Regions from separate parts of the Mus musculus genome. Here region 2 is linked to region 1. Evidence: chromatin loops called from intact Hi-C (ENCODE). Cell type or tissue: heart. All regions are shown on one strand.

Evidence for each region. Hi-C counts contacts between places; a loop is a spot of excess contacts. Peaks named below come from ENCODE experiments on the same cell type or tissue, not always from the same donor. Only the 100,000 strongest peaks of a DNase experiment are listed, where the experiment ranks them.
Region 2: it touches region 1 in a loop (10-fold over the local background); 9 of 42 quality-filtered maps call a loop at or near these places.

Annotation. Positions count from the first base shown.
Region 1 is chr8:99,599,903-99,607,902 of GRCm38, reverse strand. The region is part of intron 1 of A330008L17Rik (RIKEN cDNA A330008L17 gene); the gene reads right to left. Among named protein-coding and RNA genes, the nearest start is that of A330008L17Rik, 190 kb to the right of the region's middle. In heart, a CTCF peak has its summit at 3,343; no DNase peak of the experiment used is centred here.
Region 2 is chr8:100,769,790-100,777,789 of GRCm38, reverse strand. No RefSeq gene overlaps it. Among named protein-coding and RNA genes, the nearest start is that of Gm39232, 47 kb to the right of the region's middle. In heart, a CTCF peak has its summit at 4,866 (motif pointing right); no DNase peak of the experiment used is centred here; H3K27ac peaks cover 190 bases.

The sequences.
Region 1 (8,000 bases):
CAGGCAGCCTATTTTCAAAGCCCACTTTGCATAAATGCCAACCTGTGACCTTAAACTTAGGCACATTCTCCTATTTAATGATGATTATTAATGTGAGGCAAGGAACAAGTCAGTGATTAATGAGAGTCCAGTAGAATTACATTATGACTTAAAAGATAAAGGAATTGATAACATCAAGTACAAATACATGAAATTCAAAGAAGGAATGTCCACATTAAGTTAAGGAATTTATACAAAGGACAAATACTTGTGTTAACTATCACTCTATAAAACCAGGTCTCAGAGTCTATCAGTGTTTGCTGGGCTTTTCCTTTGGCTCTTTTTTTTTTTTCTCTCTTTGTTTTGTGCTCCTCTGGTCCAATTGTTTTTATTTCATCCTAATTTCAATTTATTCCCATTGTTTATTTTTTAAATCATGTTTATATTCTAGTGAGAGAAAGGATTTGGGTGGACGGGGAAGTAGGAGGATATAGGAGGCATTGAGGAAGGAAAAACCTTAGAATGTATTGAATAAAAAATGTATTATAAATACAAATTAATAATAATAAAAATAAAATAGTCAGGGCACTATTACTACCATGATACTTCATAGCACCAGCTTTAGGTGGCACCATCTCTCTTTAAAGGTAATAAACTTTCAGTTTCTTTACATCATGGATATCACTGGCTTGATGTTGAATCTGGTGTCCATCAATGAACAAAGCTTAGAATGTTTTGATTTTGTTCCTTCAATTTTACTTAAGAAATGTATTCACATTATTTCTCAGAATGGAGGTTTGTTGTCTACTTCCCCCTTCAGAGTAATTGAATATTTAAATGCTTCTCAGTTTGTACAGTCATTTTAGTGCTGATAAGCACACTCCATGTGCAGTTCGGCCTTTTGTGATTGGTACATGATTCCATGGCACAAATTACATAGGTTTCTGTTTAGAATACTCAAAATAGAAGAATAATTGAATCATAAAGTTCAAGTTCAACCGGGTTTCTTCTATCCTCTGTTTATTTCAGCTTTATGATTTATCTCTCTATGTGCAAATAATTTTATCATAGTTATTTCTGAAGAATTATGTCCTTTGTAACAGTGTTTTATTCTCATGAAGCAATTGTCCTCTCTGAGGCTTACTTTCTTTGACTGCTTACCTAGGCTTAGGCCATGAAGTTTCTTGCCGTTGTACTATGCCTAGAATGTCTTCGGCCTCTGAGGCTTACTGCCGACTAAGCTCATCTCTTCCTAGTTCTTTCTGATTTCTTCCTGGCTGGTACAACTCTGCTGTTATGGCTCTAAGTTCCTTTCTAGGCTTATTGATTCAGTCTGGATTCTCTCTCAGCCTCCCATGGATTGTTCTGCTTGGCCTCTTGGCAATGTGTTTTAATTTTCTAGCTCCTTCTCACTCTCTGGCTTGTTCTTTTTATTACCTGTGTCTAGATTGTTCTCTCTTCAACTCACCTCTGTAAGATTCTCCCAGTAAAAGTGCCTCCTTGCTTCCTTCTGCACCGCCCCCCTTCTCTCTCTGCACTGCTCTGTTAAGTAGCTTCCTTTCCTCGCTTTTCTCAGGAGAGTTGGGCAAATCCGACTCTTTCAAATCTTTCTCTGATTCATCACTTTTCCTGCCACTTAAAAAACATGGTCTTCCTTTTGCAAACTAACTTTAGTTTTAGTTTTTGGGTTTAAAGATGTGTGCTAAGGGCTAATCCATACCACAAGTAGAAGCAGTTTTGTTTTGTTTTGTTTTTCCAGTAAATAACAATCTCGGGATTCACAGTGTGATAAAAAAAAATCCTGCAACCGTCATTGATTTTAATGAGAACTGTTTGCAAAAGTTTTGGTTAGTTGGACTGTCTTTTTGAAAAAAATTACCTATTGAAATATTTGACCATTAGAAAATAATGAGTTACATCTGTAACTGAAATAGGTATTTTTCCTTTCAGTAGAGGCAACTAGGTTTGTGTGTTTGTGTGTGTGTGTGTGTGTGTGTGTGTATGTGTGCGCGCGCGCGCGCTTTAAATTTGTTATCTCTGTATACTCTTCCCATATGGACTTCTAATGATTCCTAATAAGTCTCCCTCTCTCTCTCTCTCTCTCTCTCTCTCCTCTCTCCCCCCATACCTTGTATGAGTGCTGACCCATGTATTCTTAAATTTTGATGCTCTCATTTACTTTTCTATCTTTTTACTTTTTCTGAAATTGTGTTGATTTAAATTCTGTGATTTTCCCACCTACTTCAAGCCCCATCTTTATTTGACTACCCTATGTGCTTTGACTGTTTGTTGTTGTGGTGGTGGAGGTATAATGAAGGTAGTGCTTAAATTGAACACTTGGTCATTTTATTCCTGGATTTTTAATCTTATTCCTTATTATTTTCAGATTCTAGTCTCTTGCTAAACTTATCTCCACTTCACCCTTTTCCTCTCTTGAGTATTCCAATTAATTTCAAGTTCATTTGACAAATTCATTATCTAGATTGTATGTGTGCCCATTGCCCATCTTTTCCCCCTTTCTCATCTTGGTCTTATTTTCGCTAAGCCTCGTAAGTTTTGATGGAGTGCCAGACATAACGTTTAAAATATTGCACGGGCTTTGAATGATGTTGTCTTTCTCAAAGAGGATTCGATTATCCTCTGACTATCCTCTGGCAAGCAGGGGCAAATCAATACAGTCTAATGAGGGTCTGAGCTGACTGGAGGCAGCATTTCAGACTTGAAACGAAAACATGTCTGTTAATGGCTGCTCTGCTCCTTCTCTTGGAGTTTTTGTCTGGGTTCCTCTTCATTGACAGACACTAAACTCCAATGATTGTCTTTCCAGTACACTATGACCACTACAAGCTATGCAGTCGCTTCAGGGACTTGCAGCTTAGTTTCTTGACTAGCACAGTCTCCAGGTGAAACCGGGCCAGTATCATTACCATAAATGCAAATGGAAGTGTTCTCATCTTTATTCTGTGACTTCCATCTCTCCCGGAATTTTCTCTCTCAAATTCTAGGTGTGTGCAATGTCCAAAGACACTTTTGTAGTCATTACAGTTAAATGTGATCTATATTTACGAGCTAAAACTATTGATGTGCACCAGGTTTCCTGGCAACCAACTGAAGATGCTTATGGTGCAGTGTTAATTACAGATGTTTTGTGATTCTGTATTTTAATTTTTTCAGATAAATGAGTATCTACTTGTTCCATTGCATACTTTTTTGAGATTTTCTCATAGAAAAGTAAACTTCATACAAGTGTGTCTGTCTACATATGAGGTTCTGGTTCTGGTCAGTGTTTTGCAGAACCGTCTATCCTGTCTTTTTTTTAAAGACTGAATTGGGGACTTTTGAATATAATTGTTAACTTTAGTTAAGCTCTAAAACACTGCCACTGTGTGGTAGCTCTTTGACATAGCAACACCTGTATTTCTAGAAACAAGGTTGTCCTCAGCCAGTTGATGAAGAGTTTCCTTCCACTTCTGTTCACCCAGCTTAAATGTCTGTTTACTCTTAGAATCCAGCTTCTCTACATTCATTCCAGCACCTGCATCCCTATACTGTTCTTCAGCATCTGCAGTATGCCATTGCATTTCCTCATGAACCCGAAGGAAAGTGATAACATCCTCACGACATAGGAGCTCACATGGCAGGGCTGTATGCTGTAGTTAGAGTGTGTCTTTGCCATTATCTACAATCATCTACAATCTACAATTGTATTGCATTGGTTTCATCTTCTATAGAAATTTTCAAAACTGCTTATGCACTTTGTGTAAATTTGTTGAGCGATACAAATTTCACACAAATAGCTTAATAGACATAATATTTTAGTAGGGTTAATAAGACATATTCAAATGGGCCATTAAATAATTATGCTGAGCATTTGAATACATAAGGCCTTCTATTCAGACTATTTGTTGTGACATCCAAAATTTCAATCTTCCTTCTTTAGCCCACTCCATAAGCCCCATCATTTCTCTCTCTCTCTCTCTCTCTCTCTCTCTTTTTTATAGCATGTAGCAAATTTGAAAACGAAATAACCGACAATGTCTTTTGTCTCTTATTTTTTAAAAAAATTGTAGATATTTTAATGAACAATCCTTCCTAGATTTATTTAAGACAGGGTCTCTTGTGTAGGCTGGGCTGGCCTCATACTGAGTGTGTACTTAAGAATGGCTTTCTGCCTGAGCCCTCTGTCTAGATCTTTGTGTTAAGAGTAGAGGCACATGTCTCCACCTCCAGCTCCAAAGAACTTTCTTTGTGCTATCGTTTTACAGGCACCTGGGACAAAAAAAAAATTACATTGGATTCACTAAAACAGTAATTTAACATTGTTGTTGGCACATAGCTCTTATGGCTTTCTCATCTTGCAAGAGAGCAGGTGAAATTGTTAAAAAGCCAGACAGTTAAGGAAAAGAATTTTGAAGTGCAGAAGTCTGCTGCCCATAGTAAAATACCCTGCCAACATCAGAGAAGTTGCAGATCCTGCCTATGTGCCAAGTGTTCTAGAAGGGCAGATCCAAGAGGTTAGATACATTAGATAGTAATTCTGGGATTTCAAATAAACAGAGTAGGTTTTTGGTTCAGTCATAACACAGAGTTACCAAACTACTTCCAGAGCCTTGGAATGTGAGCTGTTACGTGCAGAAAAAAGCCTGCCACCACAAATAGGAAGATCAAGAGTGTCCATTATTTCCCTGGACCATTCTTAAGTACTTATTTGCACTAAAGAGATAACAGGGTAGTAATATGCTATGTGGGATGGGATATACTTTATCATCCAACTCACTCTTTTATAAAACACTCCAGGGTGTGTCATCACCTCTTCCAGAAAAATTAACATCAATGTATACCTGTGTCTTGAATTGTTTTCGTGATATTTCCTTCTAGTGGATTCAAATTGTAAGGTTTTACATTAAGGTCTTTCATCAAAGTGTTTTAGATGATTGCGTGAAATGTCCAATGAAACCCACTTAATATAGACAAATAAAAATTTGTAAAACTCTAGAACTTTAGAAAACTTTAGAGCACCTCACTGGTGCTTAACTACAAGGAGAGAGAAGCTACAGAAATAGAGGCAATGGGAAGTTGGGGAGTTCTAAGTTAGCAGAGATGAAGAGAGCAAATTTCAGAGAGAGAGAGAGAGAGAGAGAGAGAGAGAGAGAGAGAGAGAGAGAGAGAGAGAATAGTTTTACCAAAAACTGAAACTGTTACACAGATACTGCATTCTGTGTTATTTGTAGTTTTTTCCTTCCTCCCTAACAAATGATATTCAACATCACAGTTGATGACCTATTTTTTTCTCAAGAACCTAATTAAGTAACAAATACATTTTAGCAAAATGAAGAACACAGACCATCATGGTATGACTCTCAGTGTTTCCGGTGGAAGCTTTTGTTCATAAATCTTAACTGTGACTTTTGGGGAAGTAGGATACTGATAAGTAGGTATCAAAATTTTAGAAACTGCTCCAAAGGGAGAGTTAAAATTACTGAATTTTGTGCTATGAAATACTGGTGAAGCATATTCTTTAAAAAGGTGGATTTGATGATATGTAAATTATGTCTCAAAAAAGAAAAGATGTTACTGCCAAAACTAAAAAGTAGATGATTAGTTCCCCAGAAGGAGGAAAAAAAACAAAAACAAAAAAAAACCACTGAACTCTAGGTAATGAAACAAACTGAGTCCTGATTTTGTAAGGCCCTTTCCTTCTTACTCTTAATCCTCTTCTCATATATAAATACAATGTATTGATTAGATCAACTCTAGAGTCCATTCCAGTTGCAATGTTTTTTGTGGTCTCAGCTCATTTTTTACTTCTATAAAGGTATATCCAAATGTGTAAATTCATATGAAAGTCAGTCCTAAATTTCATAGGTATCAGATAAGACAACATATATTTGATGTTTTAGCTTCTAAAAACTCCCCTCCTCCCCCAGAAAATCTTTGTCCATCACAAAAACAAAAGCCCATATAGGGTTTAGAAAGGCATGGGCTTATTCACCTGAATAAGGTGATGACATCTTAAGGACTGCTTATAATCTCAATTCCTAAAATAATAAGCTTGGTGTAATTTGAGTGAGAGAATTTCTGTCATAATGATACAATGTAATTGTTAGTAGATTCATAAGCCTTTATTGAAGACTGCTAGACAGTAAAATTGCTTGAAGATCCAGCCAACCAGAAGCGCATGGTGGGTCAAACAGGTTCGCAGGTCATTGTAGTGGTTACTTTTCAACTGCCCTAATTTTCATCTAAGGCCACTCCAAAATACTGTCCCTGGAGTTTGAATGATTTTGTATGGTTTGACATGAAGAAAGAGTTTAAGAAGCAGGGTCACTATCTACTGGACAAATGCTTGCTGTCTAGTTGTTAACCCTTGTTATATCTACAGGTGAATTTCTGTAGCCTTCTTTGACACTGAGAGTCACCTTGATAGATAGCTGTAGCTATCTATCAGAAATTTCTATCAGAAATTTCTTCTACAATATAGCTATGGAGCACATGGTCTTTATGTCAGTGTGGTTCTTTGATTAATCTTCAGTGGAAAAAAAACAATTAAAAAAAAAACAAAATAAAGCAATTACAAAAATTCTTTTCCAAACAGGAAAGGAGAATATGAATATTTTCCTGATCAAATCATTAGATACATATACATTACATAAGGTCAAAAATTCATTCACATGCTATATGAGAAAGGAAAAATATCACCAATTTACTTCCTTAACTGCCTCCTTACAAATGTAAATTTTACTCTCTAGCTAAGGCCTCTCTTCCTCCTTTGAGGATAGAGCAGATACTGAGAAGTGAACTGACTTTACAGAAAGTTCGATCCCCTCTTCTTAATTTTAAACCTCAAACTATCACATGGGAAGGATATAATAAACAAAAATTTTACATTTACTTCATACTGTGTGCATGTGTATGTTTGAGAGAGAGAGGAGACAGAGACAGAGAGAGACAGAGACAGAGAGAGAGGGAGTGGGAGAGAGAAAGAGAGAATGCTTTGTCTGTATAATTAAGATTCACATTTACTTTCCTGAAACTTCCAAAAATTTGAGACATGGAGTAAAGAAGTTCTGATTTTACTAACACTATAAATACATGTTTAAATTTTCCAAAAATAGGATGCAAAAATTTTGCTTAAAAAAAAAAAAAAATCAAAACTGGCATTTCCAATTTTAAACTCGTTGTTTTAAATACCATGTATGTACATGTGTTTCTTGACATGAGAAGACCTCTTGCTTCTTTGATCTGCTGGTCTTGTGAAGATTATATGCCCAGTACAGGGGAATACCAGAGCCAGGAAGTGGGAGTGGATGAGTTGGGAAGCAGGGCAGGTTAGGGTGTAGGGGACAGCATTTGAAATGTAAATGAAAAAATATCTAATAAATAAAAAAAAGAAGTCTGCAAACTTCGAGAGCTACACCAATCTGAAGTTGTGTACAATGTGGGCCATATGATCAGTGCTTTAGGTTTTGTTTTGATGGTTTTTTAATGGTAATTTACTATTAGCCTTGACTGAAACTTGCATCACTCTGTCCACATGACTAAAGGCATATTTCTTCCTTTCATTCCTAGGCAAATCACATGTAATTATCAGAGACACCAAGTAACAAAATGCATCATGCCACATTTTCAATTTGAGATTTCGAACACACATTTTTATCACAGCTTTGCTTATTATTTTATTCACACAGAGACAACAGCAAAAGAGCCTGACTTATATGTTAACATTTTGAGTGCATATACGAAGATTGATAAGAAGAGAAGTAACCTACTGAACATTAAATTAAACTGATTGCAGAAGACAAGTGTTACAGCTTTGTGAACCTCACTCAGGATACCTTTAAAGCCTTTTAAGAAGTGTAGTTTTGCAGTTTTATATTGACAAGTCTAAGGCCTCTTTAAGAGTTTCTGTTTATTTTTGCTAATTTTCATATGTATTTGCGTATCATTTGCTTGTCAAGGTAGTGTATCAGTTTACTTTCCGTAATGCCCTGCCATTTTTAAAAATTGCATTGCTATAGTCA
Region 2 (8,000 bases), 1.2 Mb before region 1:
CTCAGCCTAAAGTGATTCTCCTATCAAGAATTCTGTTTAGTTTAATTCCCCTTTCCTCTCCATTCATTTGTTCATTTATTAACTTCACAGCCTGCTTGTAGCACCCTTCCTTCCTCCCTTTCTTGACCCACTCTTACACCCCGCCACACTCATATTTACCCATATACCCTGATACATTAAGTCACAACAGGACTAACTACATCCTTTCCCACTGATGACAGGCAAGTCAGCCGAGCTAGTAGAACGTGATTCAAAAGCCCACAACAGAGACAGAGATAATCCCTACTCCAATGATTTTTCCATTATTTTTTAATTGATTATTTGATTTATTTACTTTTCAAGTGTCAGCCCCCTTCCCAGTTCCTCCTCTGCAGACCCCCTATCCCATCCCACCTCCCTCTTGCTTCTATGGGATGCTCCCCTACCCACACACCCACTCCCCCTTACTGCCCTAACATTCTGCTATGCTGGGTCATCAAGCTTTCACAGTACAAAGGGCCTTCTCTCCCACTGATACCTTATAAGTCAATCCTCTACTACATACCCAGCTGGAGACATCGGTTCTCCCATGTGTACTGTTTGGTTGGTGGTTTAGTGCCTGGTAACTTTGGGGGATTCTGGTTGGTTGAGACTGTTTTTCTTCGTATGGGGATGCAAACAGCATCAGCTTCTTCAGTCCTTCCCCTAACTCCCTCATTGGGGTCCCCATGCTCTGTCTGATGGTTGGCTGCAAGGTATCTGTATTTTTCAGACCCTGGCAGAGCCTCTCAGGAAACAGCTCCTGTCAGCAAGCACTTCTTGGAATCAGCAATAGTGACTGGGTTTGATGTCTGCATATGGGATGAATCCCCAGGTGTGATAGTCTCTGGATGGCCTTTCCTTCAGTCTCTGCTCCAATTTTTGTCCCTGTATTTCCTTTAAACAGGAGCAATTCTAGGTTAATATTTTTGAGATGGATGTGTGGCCCCATCCCTCAACTTCTGGCCTGCCTAGCCTCTGGATATGGTTTCTATATGTTCTTTCACCCCTTTGTTGGGAATTTTAGCTAATGTCATCCTAGTTGGGTCCTGGGAGTCTCTTGCTTTCCTGGCATGCAGGAAAGTCCACTTCAATAATTAAAGGACCCACATATAGAACTAGCAACAAATCTGCTACATATATGGAAGGCACCAAGGTCCAGCTGATGCATATTCATTGGTTGTGATTGAGTATCTCAGCCCCTGTGGGCTCAGGTTAGTTGGCTTGTAGGGTTTTTTTTTTTTTTTTTTTTTTTTTTTTGTGGTGCCCTTTACCACTTCACCTCCCTCATTTCTTCACCAGACTCTTCCACATATTTCCGTCATCTACTGGATGAAGCCTCTCTAGGGATAATTATGTTAGGATCCTGTCTGCAAGCATATCATAATTATCGGCAAGTGTTTGTTCTCCTCTATGGTGTGGGCCTCATGTTGGGTCAGTCATTGTTTGGCCATTCCTTCAAGTTCAGCTCCATGCTTATTCCTCCATTTCTTGTAGGTAGGACAAATATTGGGTCAAAGGTTTTGTGGGTGAGTTTGTGTCTCCCTCCCTCCACTGGAAGTCCCCATCTACTTCAGATGACAAATTTATTTCTCCTTATGAATGAGATTCAAGTATTCTCCCATCAACTTTCCTTGTTTTGTAATGTCTTTGGATCTGTGGATTGTAGCATGGTTACTTTAAGGATTATATCCACTTTTAAGTGAGTTCAAACACCTATATCTTCACTCTCTATGCATCTCTTGCCTTGATTGCATTATTCTTTTCCAGTGTTTGACTTGATCTTCCTTTAGTCTGTTAATAAGGGATTTTCTATGCTATTATAATACTAGATTCCTTATAAAGTAATATGAGGAAAGCATGGACATATTTATTGTTTACTGTACATTCTCAAATTGATGATTTATATCAAATTGATGATATGCATATAAAACAGTACCTATGGAGAGATAAGACGTGTGGAGTGTGGTGTGTGTGTGTGTGTGTGTGTGTGTGTGTGTGTGTGTGTGTGTGTATGAGCAAGAGAGAGATATAGAGAGAGTCATAAAATTAAGGAGAATATAAAGATTGAGAAGTAGAATTGAACAGCAAGCAACGTTTGCAGTGATGACTCCAATTACCATTTGTATCAAAATCATAGCCAGGTAAAATCTAAATAAAACAATAAACAAGATGCTTTCAAATCTAAAACTTTTGGTTTTCAAAGAAAGAAAGTACCAGCAAGGTGTTTCTTTTCAAATTTATGTCAGAAGACATTTTCCAACCTTGTGCTTGGATTCACTTGCTCCTATTCTTGGTTGAGGGAAAGAGAGCCCAGCCTTAGATAGAACAGCTTGCTGGGATGTTTTAGAGAGTCACATTTTAAATAGAAGTGATTGAAACATTGCCCTTCTCACAGGATGTGTAGAAAAAAAAATACTAATATGGTTGCCTGCAAGTGAATTTGATAAAAAAAAACAACAACAAAAAACAAACAAACAAACAAAAAAAAACACTTGGCTTCTATATAGGCTCAAATCATGTCAATAAAGCAAACATGGATTTTCTCCATTATTACATTAATTTTCACATTTAAAATAAATGAGACAAATTTACAAATGATACAGTGTTCACTACACGAAACTTTTATAATTATTTTGGAAAGTGACTAAATTTTCAACCACATACTCTCAATTAAATATCTCCTTAAATTTTCTCATTTTCATTTTTAAATCTGTTGTCGAAACTCATTTACTTTAGAAAAATTAATTGCTGATAAAATTTTGTCACATCATCTTTCTAACAAGTTTGACTATGTAAATAAAGTATTTAGAGGCTGGACAAAAAGCTCAGTGGGAGAGTCTCTGGCTTGTGTTTAGAAGAAAGACGCTTGATACAAGTCCTAGTGATGCAAAACAATACAGAAACTTCTACTCAAATATTAATGACTACTACTCCTCGGGTGAACAAAGATAAGTAGACTGGTGCATTTATGACCACAGCTAGCAATTAGCTACTCATATTATAACAAGGAAGCATAGAGTTTACTGTAGCCTTGGCTCTTTAGGCATGTAGTTTCTTATGTTGATAAAATGTTAGGATCATAAACTCTTTGGATTTCAAGACTTAGATTAAAATTGATATCTTACTTTCTTGTGTCTTCTGCTACTATAATGGCAGAATTCACAGGGCTCTGCAAAATTCCCGATAATGGACATAGACCACAACTTGAAGTTAAGAAATGCATGCCACACGAAAGGTAATATCTTAGTTGACCTACCCTCCATTCATCAGGAGAAAAAGACAAGCCCCCAAAGAGCTTTAAGTACCACAGATGTGTTAGAATTGGGTAATCTCATGGACCTGAGGTTAAAATAAGATTTTTTTTGAACAGTACATGAAACTAAATCACGAATGATAGATGTGCATTTTGGCTGATCTTCGGTCAGGGTCCTTGACAGCTTTTATACAAAGGATACCATTATATAAGAACATAATCATGACCCCAGGAGAGATTTATAAGCAAATTAGAAGTATTTATAAGGTAAAAATGTTAGGGTAATTCATGACTTCACAAGCTTAAAATATGGTACAGAAATTTTCTATAAGAATTAAAGGGAGAATAAAGGATCTAATGAATAATTTTATTGGCAATGATAATTTACACAAATTTCCTTCAGAAATCCTAATCCCTTTCTTTGTCTGCCTGTATGTCTGTCTGTCTTTCACATATAAATAACCGAGCAAATATTAAGACAGAAATTATAGAAATGAGAAATAACAGAAGCTAAATTGTTTTCAGTGCATGAAGAATAGTATTTTCAGCTCAAATTTTCTTGGTATGGAAAGAGCACTGAAATACACTGAATTTTATGATTTTCATCTTTCTTGGACCAAGAAGGCCATGCAGATGTGAAGACGTTAATATGATGGATTCCAAGTTAGTTAAAAAGGCACACTTTCAATAGCCATTCCTCCATCATCAATGCATATGATGTAAATAGTAAAAGATTGGAATGAAGTGTGGAAGTTAGCAAATTTGGAATTTGTGTATTAACAGAATTATATGTAAATATATTTTAGTTAAAATTTATATCTTCAATAAAGTTATGGCAATTAGACCTAATTCATGTGAATTTAAAATATTAGTATTTTTAAACATCAGGACTTCTGTTTAAAAGCTAGTTAGTGGTACACTTCTGTCATGAAAACCAGATAAATATGTTAAAATATAATGCATTGTCCTCGGCCAATACAATATAGCTATGCTTGTAATAAGAGAAATCCGAGTAACTTCTCTATACCACAATTTGTTCTGTGTTTTAACACTGTACGGTTCCTTGACGCTCTAACCTTATTTGAATCCGTGATTTCATTTAACACACACTAGTGGTTCTCTGTGGAAAAGTGTTTTGAAATATAGCAACTGCTTTGAAATGTTTCTGCTCTTACCACCTAGGAAATTTCCCAAAGTATAATATAGGAGAAAAGTTATACATGTGGTTACTTATGGATATGCGGGCTAGGGGATATAGAGAAATAGTAATATAGTTTTGGCTCTGTTCCCCAGAACCTGACACGAAGTCTGAGACATGGCAGGATTCCCTTACAACGTGCAGAATGCATTAAACTTACTTGAAAGTCAGCAACTCTGCTCTCCGTGGGGAAGTTAGGAGGGAAGCTTTCGCTTCTGGAGCCTTGGATTCTGCGTGTAATGAACTCTGTGGTGGTAGGTTAATGGGAGTGGGATGCAGTTCCTCCAGAGGCGTTCTGTAAGGAGTTTTATACTGAAATGCACAGCCCTGTTTTTACCACTGCTAGTTAAATAGGTGAGCTTCCTTTTGTTCCCTCTGTGTGTAGGATCGCCAGCTGCCTCTAGATGGTGCTACAGGCTCACTTCAAAACAGCAACAAACTCTAACTGCAAAATAGCTGAGGGTTTCTGACCTCTGAGCCATGGTCACCATACCTACACTTTAGTCTCTTGCCAAGTCACACGAAGGTGCTTTTAAAAATGAATCCATTTGGTGAACTTTGGTCACACTTTTCAACTTCTTTCCTCTCATTATCATTGTTTTCAAATTTAAAAAAAAATCTGTTTCAAGATATGGTTAATAGCATTTCTAAGTATGTTTGTTCACTTTTAATTTATAATCTACACTGGAAAGTTGGAAATGACAACGGCATGTTAGATAATTAAAGATGTTTCTTCCTCGACCATTCTATGTTGGTTTCAATATGCCTTTTTTGTGCAGAACTCAAAATTTGCATGTCTGTGGTGTTTGATCTTCATGAGTCAATTTTAGCTTAATGCTGGGGATACAGCATTGTTGAAATAGGAGTACAATGATTCCACAAAAGTGAAAGCTATATGTTATATACACTGCTGTGCTGCCTTCTCATTCCCTGGGAAGACAAGTCATGTTTTTTGCTTGTTTTCTTTTTCATGGTCATCTTTGATAGTTATCAACATATGGAATTAAAATCATCCTAAAATAGCTATAAGAGAAAAGCAACCACGTTTATATATGTCAGCCTATACATTGACCTAGTAATATTTCTTAGATGTAGTTAGACTCTATTCTCTATAGGGCTCTGTGTGAGCCATTGGTTTTCATTCCAGCCCTCTAAGACAGTTACATGAACTTTTAAAAAGGCCATCACAGAGCTGGCCAGTCTTTTTGGGGGAAACTACCATTGAAAGGTCTTTAGCCACTTGTTTTAGAACTCCATTCAGTTCCATTATTGTAGAAAAGAATATCTATGTAAAGTACTGATTCAAACAATCAGTGTGCCTGCAATATGTAAATGTTGATCAGGTACAGAAGTACAGAAAAATATGAAAGAGTATTGAGTGTAATTAATGCTACCTTGGGAGATAAAGGAAAAAATTAAGCTAATTTCAGCAAACTAGAAGAAATAACCTATTTTTTTGTTTGCTTGTTTGCTTGTTTGTTTGTTTGTTTTTTGTCTTCTAAGAATGAATATGAACTGCCAGAGTGACTGGAGTGATCAAGACATACTTATTTTTGTAAAGAATATGAACATAGGTGGGCATTGAGGGATAGACCTATAATCCCAGCATTCAGGAAATGAAGACGGGAGGGTCAGAAGCTCCAAGTCATCTTCAATTCCATAGTGAGTCAGAGACCAGTCTGGGTACCTGAGATACAACTGCATGAAAGAAAATTAAGCCAAAGTTCATGAAAAAAAATAAAACATTAGTATATTCATATTAGTTATCTCAGTTGATTCAGTTCTTATTTAACTCTCCATCAATTTCTATACCTCCTTTTGTGTCTGACCACTTCCTCTTTTACACATCTGCAAACCTAGACTCCAACTAAGAGGTTTACTCAAGGGCACAGAACAAATTGCTGAGGTAATTTCAAGGCTCCTGTCTGCTGCCTATGTGTTCCTCAGTGTTTCTTATTGCATTTGGATAAAGATCAGAGAAGGAAGTAGTGTGAGGCTGGAGATGTAGATTGGTCGCAAAGGCCATACCTGGACCATTCCATAAAAGATATTATGTTTTAATCTCTTAACATGAAAAGCAGTGCATTGCTCTAAATCAGAGGGCAGCCAAACTTAGCTTGAAGGAGTAACAAGAAGTCACAGGATTCAGTTCCGAATAGCAAAGCTTCCATTTCCACTTTACTAGGTAATCAGGCTAAAGAAGCCTGGTGGATAGGTGACTGCTGACACAAACGCAGAGTTAGAGAACCAAACACACATTCCAGCCTCAAGAAACCAAAAATATCAGGAGTCTCAAACACATGGGGCCCTGGATATAAAATGCTGAAGACTCTTCGAACTATCACTTTAAATTGCTTACATAATCTTGGAAAAATCATCTTCACTTTTTACAGCAGAGTTGTCTCAGTTTTTAAGTGCAGGTAGGCAGAAGGTGAACACATGGTCTTCCTTAGCTGTCTTTCTACCATTTTCTGGGGGCTTTATGTTGTTATTGTTGTTGTTGTTTATTTTATTTTATTTTGTTTCATTTCATTTCATTTCATTTCATTTCATTTTATTTTATTTTATTTTATTTTATTTTATTTTATTTTATTTTTAAAGGTGTGTGGACTCAGTTCTGCTGGCCAAGACTCAGCTTTGGGGTGCTGACAGGTTACCAACTTAAAGATTCTATGTAGAAGTTTGGAACATTTTTGAGGCTTCCAGAAGCCAGTCTAAAGTCTCCTTTAACATGATTTAAACGTCTTATTTGCACCCTTGTGTGCAGCACATAACACTTTGCTTACCATGCACATGCTGTGTGTGAGTACAGTCACTGTAACTCCATTCAAAATCTATGATGAGCACCAAAACCAAAGATTGCCTTTTGTAGTCACTGGGATTCATTAAGCTAAAATGCATGTGTGCTTGCTCATGAGAAAGAAAATTCAAGGCGGTAGATAGGGAGCCACAAACAAATAATAAGTCTAACGTGAATTAAGCAGCCAATTAAATCTAATGTGCAGTGTGAAGTAGTCTTTTACCTTAATAGACAATGCTGGAAAGACTCTGAGGATAGGAGGAGACTGGATTCTTGAGATCAGATTTGGGCACATGTATGGGTAGGTTACAATGCAATTGTTCTCTGTGGTTAATTGGGCTATATTTCTCAGAGTTATTAACTGTGAGCATTAAGAGAAGATATGTCCCCTTCATATTACTAGGTCCAAAATTCCTAGCTAGAGCACAACACACAAGTCACATGAATTGCTGCAAAAATACATTCCATTACTATCTTGCTCTGTCTTTCCCTGACTTTCGTGCTAAAGAATGAAATGCAGAGAGTGTTTACCAGTGGATTTAACTGCTTTTGCATGCTAAAGGACATAAATAAGAGAGAGCCCAGCCTGAGCATCCTTGGACTGATGGGGCACCACCGCAATCAGTCCCCTCACATCTAGCCACTCCATCTACGTCGTGCCCTGTGGTTTTCAGTAACATCACTGATTATTCATTCAGAGACCTGCTCATCCCATCACCACCATACAC